Regions from separate parts of the Mus musculus genome. Here region 1 is linked to region 2. A link is a loop called in an ENCODE intact Hi-C map of the cell type or tissue named here. Cell type or tissue: gastrocnemius. All regions are shown on one strand.

The links. A loop is a pair of places that touch in the nucleus more often than their neighbours do. Peaks named below come from ENCODE experiments on the same cell type or tissue, not always from the same donor. Only the 100,000 strongest peaks of a DNase experiment are listed, where the experiment ranks them.
Region 1: a loop joins it to region 2, with 3 times the contacts of the local background. A loop is called at or near these places in 5 of 42 quality-filtered maps.

Annotation. Positions count from the first base shown.
Region 1 is chr6:147,016,359-147,024,358 of GRCm38, forward strand. It overlaps Ppfibp1 (PTPRF interacting protein, binding protein 1 (liprin beta 1)), which reads left to right. Exons shown (of 31, transcript NM_001355728.1): 19 at 1-35; 20 at 503-535; 21 at 2,676-2,823; 22 at 3,102-3,230; 23 at 4,943-5,093; 24 at 5,788-5,899; 25 at 6,004-6,092. Among named protein-coding and RNA genes, the nearest start is that of Rep15, 12 kb to the right of the region's middle. In gastrocnemius, no CTCF peak of the experiment used is centred here; DNase peaks (open chromatin) are centred at 4,597, 5,026 and 6,475; H3K27ac peaks cover 372 bases.
Region 2 is chr6:147,806,036-147,814,035 of GRCm38, forward strand. No RefSeq gene overlaps it. Among named protein-coding and RNA genes, the nearest start is that of Gm15762, 90 kb to the left of the region's middle. In gastrocnemius, a CTCF peak has its summit at 4,899 (motif pointing left); a DNase peak (open chromatin) is centred at 4,872; H3K27ac peaks cover 709 bases.

The DNA.
Region 1 (8,000 bases), 790 kb before region 2:
AAGTGGAAAGAGGACAGCAAGTGCACCCAACCTTGGTATGTGGTGAGGGTACTGAGGGCCTGACCTTCAGGAAAGAGGCCACGCTTGATCCTACCCATCCCTTGTTCCTCTGTGAATGTTTCTCATTCTCAGAAATAAAGGGGAATGTCTTGGCGGGGATGGGGGGGGAAGGGGTTAGCAAAAATGCTTCAGTGAACTTAATTTTCATTGTGAAGATAAGTCAGCTCTTACCCCTCTCTCTATCCGGTGATATAAACAGCAACATGAAAACAACCTAACCCTGTGATGTTCTGAGATTTGCTTCAGACAGTCTCCCCTCTGTGCTGTGGGATGAGTGAGCCCCCATGAGTGACCCTGTGCAGTTTGTAGTCTCAGAGCAGTGCATGTGTTCCTCCTGTGGGCATTTGCCATGGAGGGAAGAGTCTGATCTGTTTCATTTTGTCACCCCTGTGTTCTCTCCATTGGTCTGCGTGTGTTGTGTGCGTTGTTGGGATACCTGAAGACCGTAAACGAAGTGCCAGTGCACCCACCTTAGGTACCGTACCCTGCATGCCAGCCTTCACCAATACTGCATTCCAAACCATCTAACCCCCACTCCTGGCCTCTGTGATCTCTACCAAGCAAGCTGGCTGCAATCAGAAAACATAGTCTGTTCTAGAATTTTCATTTATCTTTGGCTGAAACAGACACTACAGAGCCTTTGCTTTTGAGCCTACCTACTGTTTTAAGCAGTACTGTTGACACCTTGTACAAGTTCTGAGGAAATGCCCAGCAACCTGCAAGGTGCAGGGCTGGAATGTGCTGGGTTCATACATCCCGGCTCCCCTCACCGTGACTGAGCCCTCATCCACCAACTCTCGTTCTTCCTCCATGTGTTTATTTTCCTGGCCTCCCCCAGAAGTGTCTGTTGCCAGGCCAGAGCTGACTTACTGCTCTTATGGGAACATTCTGGACATTTTATTACTTTGAAATTGGGGATATTCAGTGATGACAGAGGTAACTTCATGGTATCTGAGGGTTCTCCATCAGAGTGCTTTTAAGAAAAGTTCATTGTCTGCCCATGGGGAATAGTGTGAATAACGCCTTCAAAAAAAAAATAAAAGTACAGTGCTTTTTAAAGTTGGGCTAGGAACATTTTCAGGGCACCTATACCCATTGTGGCTGTGGAGTGAGAATGGATCGACCCCCCTGGGTTTCTCTGAGGCTCTGTCATCTTAAATAAATTAAGATAAATTACACTCTTCCAGTTGGACAACTATTTCCAGCTACTCCTGTGTCCTTCTACGGCAGTACTTGATGCTTGTAGGCCAGTGCTGCTTATCATAACCCGTAATCACAGCTCTGCTTCATAGAAAACTCAACTTCTGCAACTTCTGCAAATCCTTCTGGGTCTCTTCCCCTGAATTTTTTTTTTGAACAAGTGTTATTTTCCTTTGTAATATGTAAAGTTTCACATTTTGGAAAACACCAGCCCTGTCTTTGGTTGTGGCTGTTCTCCAGGGATGGACAGTTGAAAGAACTTATATGATGCATCTGTGGAAGTCTGCAGTGGCAAGTGTGGATGCTGCTCTTTCCATGCCAAATCAAAACGACTGACTTTATATCTAAAGAAAATCTCACACATACCTGGCCACTCTTTTTCCAGTGTCTAATACATAATAGGCTGAGTTGGTCTCCCCCTCACCCCTTGAGTTAGGATCTCAGCCTGGTCTGGCCTTGAGCCTTTTGGGTGCTGGGATTATGAGTGTGCACCACCACGCCTGGTGACTCATTCTTTGAAAAGAATTGCTAGTCCTCTGTAACCGTGTGATCTAAATGGCAAAGGAGAAGGAGAGTTAAGAACAAAATGATATAGAATCTTAATTTGACCTCGAATAAAATGTGAGAGAATATGTTCAGGGGAACTGGGTAGTTTTAATATGTCCCACTTGACCCATTAAATTGGGCCTCTGCAGACTTCAGGTGTGGGACTCGAGAGTGAAGTGAGGCTCAGTAGTTCTGATGCCATCTGCCTGTGAAAGTAGAGCCATCTTTCAGGGCTGAGCTTAGAGCAGGCGAGCTTGCTGAGGGCCTAAGCAGAGTCTTGGGGTGCACTGTGGGAAGGATAGAAACTAGGGGCTACAGCAAAGAAGAGACAACCAGGCCACAGATCTAGGAGCAAGTCATGGCGAAAGATGTTAGAGGAAGAAATGAGTCTCACTTTGTAGCCCAAGCTTGTCTCAGAATCGCTCCTCCTGTGCCGGCCTCCAGGCCGGGGATTTACAGGTGTGTTCCACCACACACAGCTCTGTCACACACTTAACCTCAGAGGCCAATTTTAAGCTAATTTACTTTATGCAGGAGAGTAAGCTTAGGGGACATACACTTACATTTTTGTACTTCAGGGAACTTTCTGGAAGTCACTGATTTATAGACGCAAAGGGGAAATCTTTTTTTTTTTTAAGATTTATTATTATACATAAGTACACTGTAGCTGTCTTCAGACACATCAGAAGAGGGTGTCAGAGCTCATTACGGGTGGTTGTGAGCCACCATGTGGTTTCTGGGATTTGAACTCAGGACCTTTGGAAGAGCAGTCAGTGCTCTTACCCGAAAGGAGAATTCTTAAGTTGCTAAAAGCAAGAAGGTTTATATATTATTTGTACTCACGTGGTCTTATTCTATCCTTGGGACAGCTGAGACAGAAAAAGAGACAGCTGAGCACCTGAATTTGGCTGGTACATCTCGGTCAAAAGGTTCCCAGGGAACCAGTCCATTCCCAATGTCTCCACCATCTCCAGATTCCAGAAAGAAATCCAGAGGCATCATGAGACTCTTTGGGAAGTAAGTGGAAGGAAGGGCAGGTGGAGGACCTGACTTGTGTGCTGTTCAGGTGCAGAGGACAATGGGAAGTTTGCCTGGGCGTGGGTACCAAATCCCAAGGCTTTTTGAAAGAAAGACTGATAATGGGATGCATATACTCATTGGGCCTTGGTTAATATTTAAATTCAAATATCTGGACTAATGACATACAAAAACAAACAAACAAAAACCTTATGATTAACCACCAAGTCAGAAGCCTCCTCAGGTCTAACGTATGACCATGTGCGTTGTGTCCTTAGACTTAGAAGAAGTCAGTCAACTACATTCAACCCAGATGACATGTCTGAGCCTGAATTCAAAAGAGGAGGGACAAGGGCAACTGCAGGACCCAGGCTTGGTTGGTCTCGAGATTTAGGACAGTCCAACAGGTAAGTATACCTGTGATGTCACTATTGGCTGAAGTCCGACTTACTGCTCTGTCTGGGAAAGTGACTCTGCTTGTCAGTAGTTGGTGACAGCTGTGTGGGTGAGAGCAGTGTGAACATGTAAGGTGTCAGGATGGTTCTGGGGCTGAATGTTGATGTAGGTACAATTATGTGGGAAGTCTCAGAAGGCATAGTCTTGTAAAGGTGGGGCAGCCGAGTGGTCAGGAGATGGTTCTAGGGGCTGGGCTTGTGGCATAATAGCAGAGACCTAGTGTGGCAAACATGGGGTCCTGGTACCAACTCCAGCACTGAGAAGTGGAAGGGGAGAAGGTAAAAACTATGCTCTGGAGTCAGACTTCTTGCTCTCCAAACTCGTGTCCACCAGGCAGGTGACCTTGAGCTATGCCTTCATGCTCTGATTCACTTTCCTCTCACCACAGAGGGACCTAGCACCTATCCTTAAAGGTGATTGTGAGGACTGAGTTGATATCTGTCTAGTAACAACTGATCAATAGACATTAGCAATTTGATAGAGCCTTTGAAAGTGCATAAAGACACATTGTATCAGAATTCCTGAGCTTATCAAGACCATACATTGTTCGACCGAATTAATAAAAGCCTTGTCATACTAGTTGGGGAAAAAAGCTATGTTTCACTCACTAGGAGTCCAAGAACTTTCCTTGTGCTTTATTAAAACCTAGGTGGGTTTGGAGCTAACCATACTGACCTCCTGAGCATAAGAGGGCGGGGTTGGCAAACTTACAGAACAAGGTGTTGAATGCAGAGCCTTTTAAAGAGTAATCAGCTGGGAACACAGACTCCCACACAGGTGGAGCCCTGGACATGGGTTTCATCAAGAAGTTCCCTTTGGCCTTCAGATAACAGATGTTCCCACTTGCCATATGTCTCCTTAAGTACAATAAAGAACTCCCTTGTGCTATTAAAAAAAAGTTTTTGTCATGCACACACAATGTAAATTAATATTTTTTAAAAACTTAGCCATGTCACTTTGAAAATTTTTTCAAGCAGCAAAGCTGTGTAAGAAAAAGAAAATAGAAACTTCACTTGGAGTGTTCCTTCCTGTACTTAGCAGGGGCACATTATCTCCTCAGTGATTCTCTGCTAGAGAGAAACCATAATTCTGCTGAAATGAGTTCATAGTGCGCTTGAATTTCTTTCTGCCAAGCAGTATTTTCAGTTTGGGAGTCAGCTCTTGGGATAGTTTTTTTTTGAATGTGGAAAACATAACTTACATAGTTATGTAAGTTAACTGGGTTGCTTTAGGTCTCCTGGTAGGCCAGCAGCCTTGGCTGTAGCAGACCACCTGTGGGGCCTTCCAACTGGGGGCTCTTCACAGAGGCAGAGAAGATGCTGATCTGTTGCCCTGGCTGCAGTAGATCTCCTGGGAGGCCACTAAAGACTGTAGGGTCTTTAGTGGAGCAGTTGTACAACGGCTCTGAGTGCAGCTGATCCGCACATAGCTCATCTTGGTGTTTTTCTGTAGAAAGTGTTCTCAGTAACTCCTGTTGGTTCTTCCACAATTTCTTTTGAATTGAAAACAGGGATTTTAGAAAGTAACTTTCCAATCTCGAACTGAAAATTAGGTTTTTCTTGGTTAAATGTTTGTTGCCAGGGAATTTCCATATTGATTGTATGCACAGTTGCTCAGTACTGACTATACGCTGCAAGACTGGGCTGTTTCTCATTTCCTACAGTGACCTGGATATGCCATTTGCCAAATGGACCAAGGAGCAGGTGTGTAGCTGGCTGGCAGAGCAAGGCTTGGGGTCCTACCTGAGTTCTGGCAAGCACTGGATTATATCTGGCCAGACCCTTTTGCAGGCTTCTCAGCAGGATCTGGAGAAGGTAACTGTTCCCATTCTCCTGTACGTAATAAGAAGAGGGGGGTGCGCATGTATAGCTGGAAATGCAGCTCAGGGGTAGTGCGCTTGTCTGACGTGTGAGAGCCCAAGGTTCAATCCCCAGCAACACCTACCCTCAGCCAGAGTCTTGATGTAGTATTGATCCTTTATCATCCTGAAACAGAGCCGGCTGAGTGGAACCCGTAATGAAAAGCATTAGCTTATGTAATTATATAGGTGCTATAGTGAATAGACTTCATAAAATGGATACAGTTCATACATCTCACTCATTTTGTAAACACACATTGACATATCTTTTTAATATAATATATGCAATTCAACTTCACAAAGGAATACTTTATATATTTTATGTTGTAATTCTCAAACACTGTACACAAAATAGAAGTCAAATCCCATTATGCATTCAACAGTTTCTTTCTTACAAATAAAATGAATTTATTTAGGCAGTGTCTAACATCCCACTGAGCCCATTGTGGTAGACTTGGGCCTTTTCTTCAGCAATGCTGTCCTGGCCTGAGGTTCATACTATAATTCAATATAGACTGGGTTATTAGCCTGAGGTAGTGTTCTAACTCAATGCAGGGCTGGTCTTGAAGGGAAGCTTCCTGGTGGAGGGTTCTTTGCTGGTGGATCCAACCCTGATGGACAAAATTCTAAGGCTCTGTTTATTGTTTCAGGAACTTGGCATCAAGCATTCACTGCATCGTAAGAAGCTCCAGCTGGCCCTGCAGGCCCTGGGATCTGAAGAAGAAACCAACTATGGGAAGCTAGACTTCAACTGGGTTACTAGTAAGAGGCCTTTATGCATGAAGAAGAATAAACATTGTCATATTTTCTCCTTGACAGTTAGGCAAGTTCATAGCTTGATAACGGCACTGGCTTTTCTCCTTTAGGATGGCTGGATGATATTGGCCTCCCTCAGTACAAGACCCAGTTTGATGAAGGGCGGGTGGACGGTCGAATGCTGCACTACATGACTGTGGTTAGTAGATCTCTGTTGGGGTGTTTCCTGTGAAGTGATGTTGTAACAGTTGGTACAGCTCTGAGATAATTAGAAACTTAAGCCAGGCAAAACTATATTTAGCCTAAGCTATCTAGAGGACTGAGGTAGTCAACAAGGTGAGTTCTGAAGTGTACACGTGGATGTTTGCGTTTTTATGGTGTGTGAGTTCTGTCACAGAATTGCTACTAGATAGAAAGGGTTGAAGCCCTGGTCATTTCTACATCACGCGTTCCAGAGTTACGAAGCTCTAGTTTGCCCTGGTGTGCACAAGGACCAGCCTCCTCCCTTGCCTTCCTTCGCACGGCTGCTCCCTGAAATCCTCTTCACATCAGTCCCGAGGGCAGGGGCTGCGGGGTTAGAGGAGGCGGGAGGCTGAACCTGCACTGCTCCCTTCTCTACTGGGTGTTTTCAGGCTTCCAGCCAGCGTAGGAAGACCGTAGGAAGACTGTTCCTTATGTATAACAGCAGGGGAGATGGCTGCCAGGAGAGCCTTGTTCTGGATTCCACAGTGTGATTAATGTTTTATAGAAGATCCTTTTATTTAAAGAACACGTTGTCAGGTAGGGAGCCCCATAGGTGTTTTCTTTGTTAAGTAAGGGGAAAGTTTAACCTGCTAATTCCATATTTTTTTTTTCATTGTGAAAGGAACTTGGAGCTGAGTTCATGGGATTTGTATTCTTTTATCATTGAGCCAAAGTACTTGCAAGCTTGGCGGGGACATCATGTAACCTTGCATGAGTGACCATAATGAGCTTGGCATAGTTTATAGCCGCTGTCTTTTTTAAGAACCACATTTATGGATTCTCAGTAACCCTTTAATACTATTACATCTCCATTCTTGAGACTAAGAGACAAGGAGCTGAGAAGTTGGGGAATGTAACCAGTTGTCCATGGTTACTAAGTAGCAGGAAGCCATAGAGAATTTGAACCTAGGCTGGTTCCAGGTCCTTCTTTGCATAGCGCACTATTCCACCTGGGACAAATACAGTGACATTTGACCTGCTTCTGCCCACGTCCATGGGGTCAGATGTCCCGAGGGAATGTGAGCAACCTCAACTCAAAAGTCACAGGAAGCACTTGTAAGACCTGCATGCCTGAAAGACATGGAGTGACACTGGAAAGAGTGACCTGTGATTCCTAAAAGGAAAGTCCCTGTTAGGATCTGGTTCCCTGGGTTGGCTCCAGGAACAGAAAAAGGATCTTAGTAGGAAACTGGCAAAAAACAGGAAGTAAAAAAACAGTTTGGGAGCCAGTGAGATGGCCAAACAGATAAAAGTGCTTGCCTTGCTAGCTTGACAGCATGAGTTCTATTCCTGTGACCCATGCCAAGGTGGAAGGTGAGGACTGGGGCCACAGAGTTGTCCCCTGACCTCTGTGTGTGTGTGTGTGTGTGTGTGTGTGTGTGTGTGTGTGTGTGTGTGTGAGGGGGGGAGTGAGAATGGTGTACATGTGAGCTTGATATGTGTGTGTATATGAGAGTGAGAAGAGCTTGATGTTTGTGATTGTGTGAGAGAGAGCTTTGTACATATGTGTGAACTTGGTGCATGGGGGGAAGACAGACAGACAGACAGAGGGGAAGAGAGGAAGAAGAAGAGGAGGAGGAAGAAGAGGAGAGGAGAACAGAGCTTGGTGTGTGTGTGTTTTCCTCCACACACACCATACACATGAACTAATGAAAACAATAAGCCTTAAAATTGGCAAAAGCTGAATAGAGTCTATACTAATTTTATTTGTGTTTCTTAATTTTGATGTGTGCCATAGTTTCATAAGATGTGAATATCAGGAGAAACTATGAAACACAGAATTCTACACTGTCTAGAAGCCCCTAAGTCTAAAATCATTTTAAAATAAACCATGTGTTTATTTATTTGCTATTTTTAAAAAATA
Region 2 (8,000 bases):
AATGAAGAAAAGATGAGTCCACAGTGAATCTTCCCACAAAACAAGCTTTTAGAAGACCATTGTGTGACCCTTCCCTAAGCATGTACAATAGGAATGACCAGATTCAAAGGGAAAACTATCTAGGTCTCCATTTTCGTTTTCTTTGTACACTTATAGAAAGTATTCACCAAGAAAGTACTCAGCAAAGATGTGCTGAGTCAATGAGCACACAACCGGGAGCTGGACAATGCCGTCCTCTGGGCACGCTATGGTGATTACCATTTTAATTAGGGCAGCCTTGATTCCCAGCATGGACCTTCCCAATGTTGGGGTTGTCTTTCAGCTGTATTTGATTCTTCCTGAATTTCTGGTGGTTTTAGAGGTGTTATCATATACAGGAATCTTGGAGGAGGGTTCCATCTATGCAACTTTCAGGAAATTATCAGCTATGTTAGGCTGGGACATTTTGGAGATGGAGCAGTGTAGGGATCACTTCCATGCCTGCAACTCCTTAGTCATGGTCTTGTAAACCAAATGAACCCCTTGGTTCTACAAGCTAGTCTTGGGTGGATTGTTCCTTTGGCCTGTCATCAGCACCCTATTTGGTGTGAGTGGGCCTTTATTCATACTCCAAGTTAACACAGCACCAATCCACAGATCATGCATCATATTCACAGGGAGATACTCAGGGAAGTGACTTGGTGAGTGACATGGGAGGAAAACCTGATGCACAGTGTAAATTCAAAGCCAGTCTGATAACATTTGGAGACTCACAGGGAATAGACCATGATTACTAAAACATGGTCACTTGAAAGCTTAAAAGTCAAATAGTGTCCAGAAACCATCAGTACCTAGAAGCTTTCTGGGGGCCTCCATGTCCACAGGTGCATTGTTTTGGTGTGACAGTAAACCACCCTGCCACAGAGACTCCATTGTCAAGATGCCTCACCTTTCCTGCTCCTCTCCTACGGCTCCTTCCACTTGGGATTTGTACTGTGGGAATCTGCTTCCTTTTTCATCAGTTCTGAACTTACTCAATTCAACAGAAAAGTGAAGGCCATCAGTGTGCAACTGAAACTTTTTGTCATCTAAAAGCTTTCTCAACCCACTAGGTTGACAGAGTTTTCATTCTTTGACTTCTCACACTCATTCCTAAGTTTGACATTAGCTGAAAGAGACAATGAGTTGTGTTGCACCAATTAAAGTTGCCCTAACTTCTATCAATTGTGTACTTGATTCTATATACATGGGACAAGGACTCTTCCTCTCTGATCATCAAAGGCAGTTACACAAAAGGAGAGTGCAAAAATTGACTCTTGTTCCTTATCATTTGCAGACAGTGAGATAAATGGAATAAAATGTTCCTTCTTTCCTGTCTCTGATACTCTGTGTTTTTATAACTGCAAGAGTTACCTGTCTAAAGTGTTTGACATTTATTACTTAACAAACAGTAAGAAAGCAGACATCTGTGTCTATAGATGGGGGCTGTGTCTCCATCAGTTATAGACAGTTACCTGGAGCTATGAAATGAGGAGTGTGTGAGCTACTGGAAGTGAGCAGAGCCCACATTGCCTTAATCTCTCTCAGGATAGGACTTGTCGGAGACCTGCTTGCCTGCCACCTTTAACCTCACTGCACCCATATACTTGATTTGGGAGAACTCAAAGGGAGGAAAACATGGATGTAGAAGTATCTTCCTCATAAGCAGAAGTGTTTTTATTTTATGAAGACATAAAATAAATGTATACATTAGGATTTCACACTTGGTTCCTGGGATACCAGCAGCATCTCCATACTGGATGGCTTAAATGACAGGCGCACTCTGTCTCGATGCTCAGACTGGGAGTCACCGTGTTTGATTCCTTGTGAGAGCATGAAATTGACCAATCCACACACATCTTCATCTTTGGTTGTGTCTGGAATTGTAAGTTGGGATTGGCACTGGGTTCTTAATGTTATCTTCCTCTGAACCTGTGTGTGTCAGTGTTGACATTTTTCCTTTCTAAGAACACCACCATATTGGATTGGGCCCCATCCCAACAATCTCATTAACTTAGGCACCTCTTTAAAGACTCTGTGTCTATATTAGGACCTATTCTGAGGTACTGGGGATACCAATGTACCTGGTTCTGGACAATAGTTCACCCCATAATAGTCACTAACAAGAAAATGACGAACAGACTTAGAAGTAAAACAAACAAATCTTCATTCTTTCAACAACTGACTCCATCTGCCCTTCAGCTAGTGACATCTGACATCAGTAAGAACTGTGTGTTTGGTGTCTTTTCCCACTTCCAGAAAGTCTGAATAAATTTTGAGGTGAACAGGTGGATCTGGGTCCTTCAGAGAAGCTCTGGGGCAAGGACTCTACATTGTAGCCCAAGATCTGATCTGTTTGGCAGGCACTGGTTGTACCTGTCTGAACTGGCTCACAACAGCACCTCAGACCCCACAAGCATGAGGACCTTGCCTCCACTTTATTCTGGGAAGTCGCCTAGCAGCAGACAGAATAATCTTGAGCCATAGCTGACTGTTGTGTGTTTAATGATATCATGGTCAGGTTTGCAATATGCATGCTGTGTTATATACTCACAGATTTCGAATTGGGCCCACGAGGTGGCTTAAAGGGTAAAAGGTCCTTTCCACCAAGCTTGGTGACTTGAGTTTGTTTCCAGAATCCATATGGGAGAAGGAGGGAGGGGACTCCTGTACAATATCCTCTGACTTCCACGTGTGTGTCAACATATACACACTAAGTAAATAAATTTAATTAGAAATATAAAAATTGAAATAATTCATGATTGTGGCAGAGAAGACAAGCCATCATGAACGTTAGAAAGAAGGAATCTATTCTTAGTACTGCCCAGCCCTGTCTGATCTGCCCTCCACTCCACTACAAAGTAGAGCAAGACGTTCCTAGTGTCCTTTTCATTCTAAATACGCTAAGCCACACTCGTGTCAGAGTGCTTGTAAATCCCATAAATCCCACACAGTTGAGATAAGCTATCTGACAAATGCTAGGTCTGTGTTTTGATTTTAAGTTGACTTCAAACTTTCATTCACTTGAACTCTTCCGTTTGAACAAGGGCAGCACTTGAGCCACACCCCGGAGAGCCAGCTGCAGTGGAAAATAGTCTCCAGGGTTTGGGGTTGGAAGCAAGGAAGAAGAGCAGACAGGGAAGTCTGGCCATTCCTTTTATGTATGTTCGTTCTTCTCCCCAGTCAGTGCAGAATTGCAAAGGAAGTTTCCCCTGAAGGAAACTCCCAGGAATCAAAAACAGTGGGTTTGGATGGCTTTCCCAAAATAGTGGGCTTTTGGAATTCATATCAGGCAAATCAATACTAAACTCACTTAGAATCAGACAAACAAACTGATGATTATTTTATGTCTTGGGCCCTGAGCAAATATACTTCCAGCATTTCTAGTACCTATTAACATTTACAAAGGTCTTTCTAGTGAGAGACAAGTCTCTGGGGAATTGTCCATGGGGAGCTAGCTCATGCCATTTCACACTTAGCATAAAGCAGACCTAACGTCTAAGTTCTGCTGTTGAAACTCCCCTTGTTATCAGAATTCTTCCTCTCCTCTCTCCTCTTTCTCTTTCCCCTCTCTCCCTCCCTTTCCCTGCTCTTCCCTTTCTCCCTCTCCCTCTCCTTTTCCCTTCCTGCCCCTTTCTTTGCCTCTTGATGACTTTAGTTTGTTATAAAAGAATAAAGGAAGTCAGGGATAACCCTTAATCCACATTGTGATTAGCCTGCCAGCAAAATTAGCTCAGGTACCCACTGGCTCAGAATAGGGTCCTTTACTCAAGATGACAACTATCATTAGCCCCAGACAAAAGAAGCACCAGACAGTCCACTTGAGACATGTTTCCAGTGATACTAACTGTTCAATTCCCTGCCTCTTTTATCCTGTGAACAAGGAAGACACTGTCTTCATCTGGAAGCTATCTCAGTCTGAAATCAGCCAGTTCACCTTAGTAATAGATTTTCTCGCAGAGCAATTTCTTACTCACTGGATGGAGGATTAGACCTAAAAATCCTATCATCTTTGAACTGACACAGCACCACACAGAGCAACCTTAAATATGACTCTCTGCTGGTATTCATCTCCCTAACCCAGGTGTCTATGTAGCAGGACTTGTATCAGGTTCTGACAGCCAAAGGTGAATTTATCCCCGAGAACCTTATATTTCATAGAGAAAGATTATAGCTCAGTGAGAATGATGTAGATAGACAGACAGATGAGGAATAGACATCTGGATGATAGACAAGTGAGATATAATAGATCTACCAGTAAAAAATAATTGTAACTCAGTGAAACTAGGATAGATAGATAGATAGATAGATAGATAGATAGATAGTAGATAGACAGACGTATGATTGACAGGTGATGATTGATAGATGCTAGATAGATAATAGACAGATTATGGATAGATTATAGGTAGGTAGAAGATAAATAGGTGATAGATGGACTGATAGATAGATGATAGGTAGATAGTTGATAAGTAGGTGACAGATTGATAGTAGATAGATGATAGATAAATAGATAGATAGATAGATAGATAGATAGATAGATAGATAGATAGATAGATAGATAGATAGATAGATGTACGTTCTTAGATGAAAGGTATGACATGTTGGCTGGAGGAAGATTTGTTCCAGGTTCATGTCCTGGGCTGGCTGGTGAGGGAAAGTCATACCTGCTCTAGGCTTTGAGGATTGGGGAAGAAGGAAGGTTCTGTAAGAAGGAAGAGAGTGTGAGAGAAGCAGATTGGGTGTGGCAATGCAATGGAGGGGGGCCCTTCTGTGGCCTTTTACCTGGAGACAAACTGAAAGCAGTGTGGCAGGTCTTGAATCTTCCACCAGAATGGGAAGCACCTCTCTGTTCCAGCAGCTCAGCAGCTACCCCTACTGGCAAGGCAAAGGCAAAGTTGCTCTCTGGGGTGTTGAATGGAGTTTCTGTCTGCTTTTATCTGGAGCTAAGCGTGCATCTCCTGGATTGCCAGGTCTATTCCAGCCTTGTCCTGCCTTTCCCCTAGCTAGTTAATGGGAAAAGTACATGATATACCACTGCTCACCTTTCTTACTGCTGTGACCAAATACACAACAAGAAGCAACTTAAAAGAAGAGGGTTTTTTTTTTGTGATCATGGTTTAATGATAGAGCCCATCATGATAGGGAAGGCATGGCTTTTGGAGCATGAATTAGCTACTCACGTGGTATCTAGGAAAGAGTGGTGAAGGCTACAGCTCATTCAGCTTTCTAATTTTTCTCATTTTTATTCAGTGCAAGATTCCAACCTCAGGGATGGTGCCATCTACACTCAGAACAGGTCTTCCTCCTCAATGAAACCCCCATGGAAAGACCCTACACACACTAAAACATGTGCCTCCTAGGTAATCCCAAATCCATTCAGGCTGACAATAAAGATCCACCTTCCCAGTGTCCAATGGCGTGTTTGTGGTCTAGTGTGGTACTTGGAAAACTAGGGATTTATGGTTGAAACTGTCTTTGTCAATATAGAGAGCTATGTTTGGAACCTCTGTGGAAATGGCTAAGGCTGCTCAACAATTCTGGGTTCTTCTCAGTTGATCCCATATGCTTTATCAACTTGTAAGCTACTGTGGAACAGAGACACCTCACACAGAATGTACTCAACTCTAATTAATCTTCATTATCTGTAGTTTTCATTCTAGAAAAATTACTGTGTGGCAGGACCTTCTTTCCCCATTTCAATGACTGATTCATTCATTTTTGTGACTGCTTTTATTTACTTATACACCATATATCTTATGTTTGTTTGTTTGTTTTATTAGAGGAATTCTTGCTTTGCAGCTTTATTGACAACCTTGTAGCTGAGGCTGGCCTCAAATCTGCAGCAATCCTCATGCCTCTGGCTCCTAGGTACCAGGATGCTATGAGCCACCCCACCTAGATTATTGAGCCTTTGACACCAGTTATGTGCTGAATATTTCCACAAACACATTACCAAGAGGGGGAGGTTTTATTTTCAGAACTGCAGATGTGTATAAGAATTCTCATGTTTCCCCCAACATCCTATCGACTCAGTTTTTCAGTATTTTCCGGAGGAAAGTTCTGTTTCATTCCTCCACAGAAGTTTTGTCTTACTGGGTGATAAAATGCCTGACTGTCCAAGTTTAAGGTGACGGCAGCAAGCTAATATAGGAAATGTTTCACCTTGGAGATTCAGTGGAAAATGCATGTGGTGAGGAAAAGGAACCTGGGTAGCATGGGTTTGGCCTTTCTGACAAATCCAAGGTTTGATATCAATCACGATTCTCCAGCACCCACGTGGTGGCTCAAAATCATCTGTAACTTTTCTTCTGATTTCCAAGGGCCAAAAGACTCCAGGAAACTGTAGCTTGCATAAAAGGCCCATCTTCTGGCTTTGACATTTCCTAGTGCTTGAGGTAACGATTCCTGTGGCGACAGTTGTGCAAGCGTCCATCCCAGCACATGTGAGAGATGACATGGAGGAGTGGAAACAGGGGCTGAGGACCTTCGCTGCTTTGCTCAGAGAGGTCAGTCAGCCTTTAGAGTCTGCAACTGTGTTACTCATTGTGATGGGCAGCCTTCACCTCTTCTGGACTCCCACACAAGCCCAGAGAGCAGGAAACGGCAGTGGTTTCCTGTGGTCAGGTGAAGTAGATCGTTAGCTTGTCGTAAGTAGTGTATTGGTGACTAGACTATGTATTTTGTTCCTTTTATTATGCATCTTTCCTTCTCTACTCTCTTGTTGAAGCACTTAGGTAAAGTAGACCTCTTAGGTATCCAAAGCTGGGTACCTTCCTCTGTGCATCTTGCGATAGGCCTCAGTTTATGATAAGTACCAATATCACTAAAGAAAACAAGGATGGAATGCAGACTAGCCGCTAGGTCAATACTCATGCCATTTACTTGCACAAGACGGTGCCCTCATCTTTCTGAATTGATGCAAGAAAGCAGAGACATTTGCTGACGGCCTGCACTCCCAGCTGGCTAAATGGAAGAAGAGCCTGAGCTGAGACTGGATGGAGTTGGACAGAAGGAGAGAGGAAGAGAGAGGCCAGTGCTGTTGTTGGGTGTGGTTATGCTTGTTAGTGAAGGACCCCTTGGGAGGAGAGTGGGAAGGGACTGGAAAATTGTACTGCCAAGAATAATGGGCACTTTGTGAGACATCTGAATTATGTGAATGGATGTCTCTTCCCATTGCTGTCTACATCTGTGTAGTACTGTATCTTGCACATAAAGAAATGCCTTCAAATGGCACTAGAAAAGGGTATTGAGACTTGTTAGACAGATGTGGGATTGGTTTTCAGCTCTACCACCCACTAGCTTTGCATCAGGAGCAAGGTATTTGATATTAAGCCCCAGTCTCTACACATAACCCATGGGGAGAACAGAGGACTCTCTAGAGTCCTCTGAGAAGGCAAATGAGAAACCTTTCTTGGTGCCTAACAAGAGAGCAGACATCCAAACATTGTTAGCTGCCTTTGTTTTCCCTTAATAACTACAAAAACTAGCCCCTAGCAAACCACATCTGGGAGGATAAGAACTTCTAAAAACCAGAATAATTTCAAGAATGACCCCTCTTAGTTCTTAGTCTCTCTCTCTCTCTCTCTCTCTCTCTCTCTCTCTCTCTCTCTCTCTCTCTCCCTCCCTCCCTCCCCCCCTCTCTCTCCCACCCTCCCTCCCTCCCTCTCTCCTCTCTCCCAACTCTCCATCCTCTTGCTTCCTCCCTCCTTCCTGCCCTTTCTTCCAAACCCCAAAGTTCCAAAATAAAATACACTGGGTAAAGTTTCTGTAGTTTGGAATTTTACAGTGCCTGCATGCCAGAGCTTCACATAAAGTGCCTGGATTTTGCTCTTGGGGAATCAGTGTCTCTAAGTTGCAAGTAAAATGTGAAGAGTTTTCTTCTCCTGGAGCCATGGAAGGATGGCTGATGTGGGATGCCAGACAGATAATTGGACTGCACAGACAATAGCTATTATTACAATTGCAAACCCATGATGACTGGC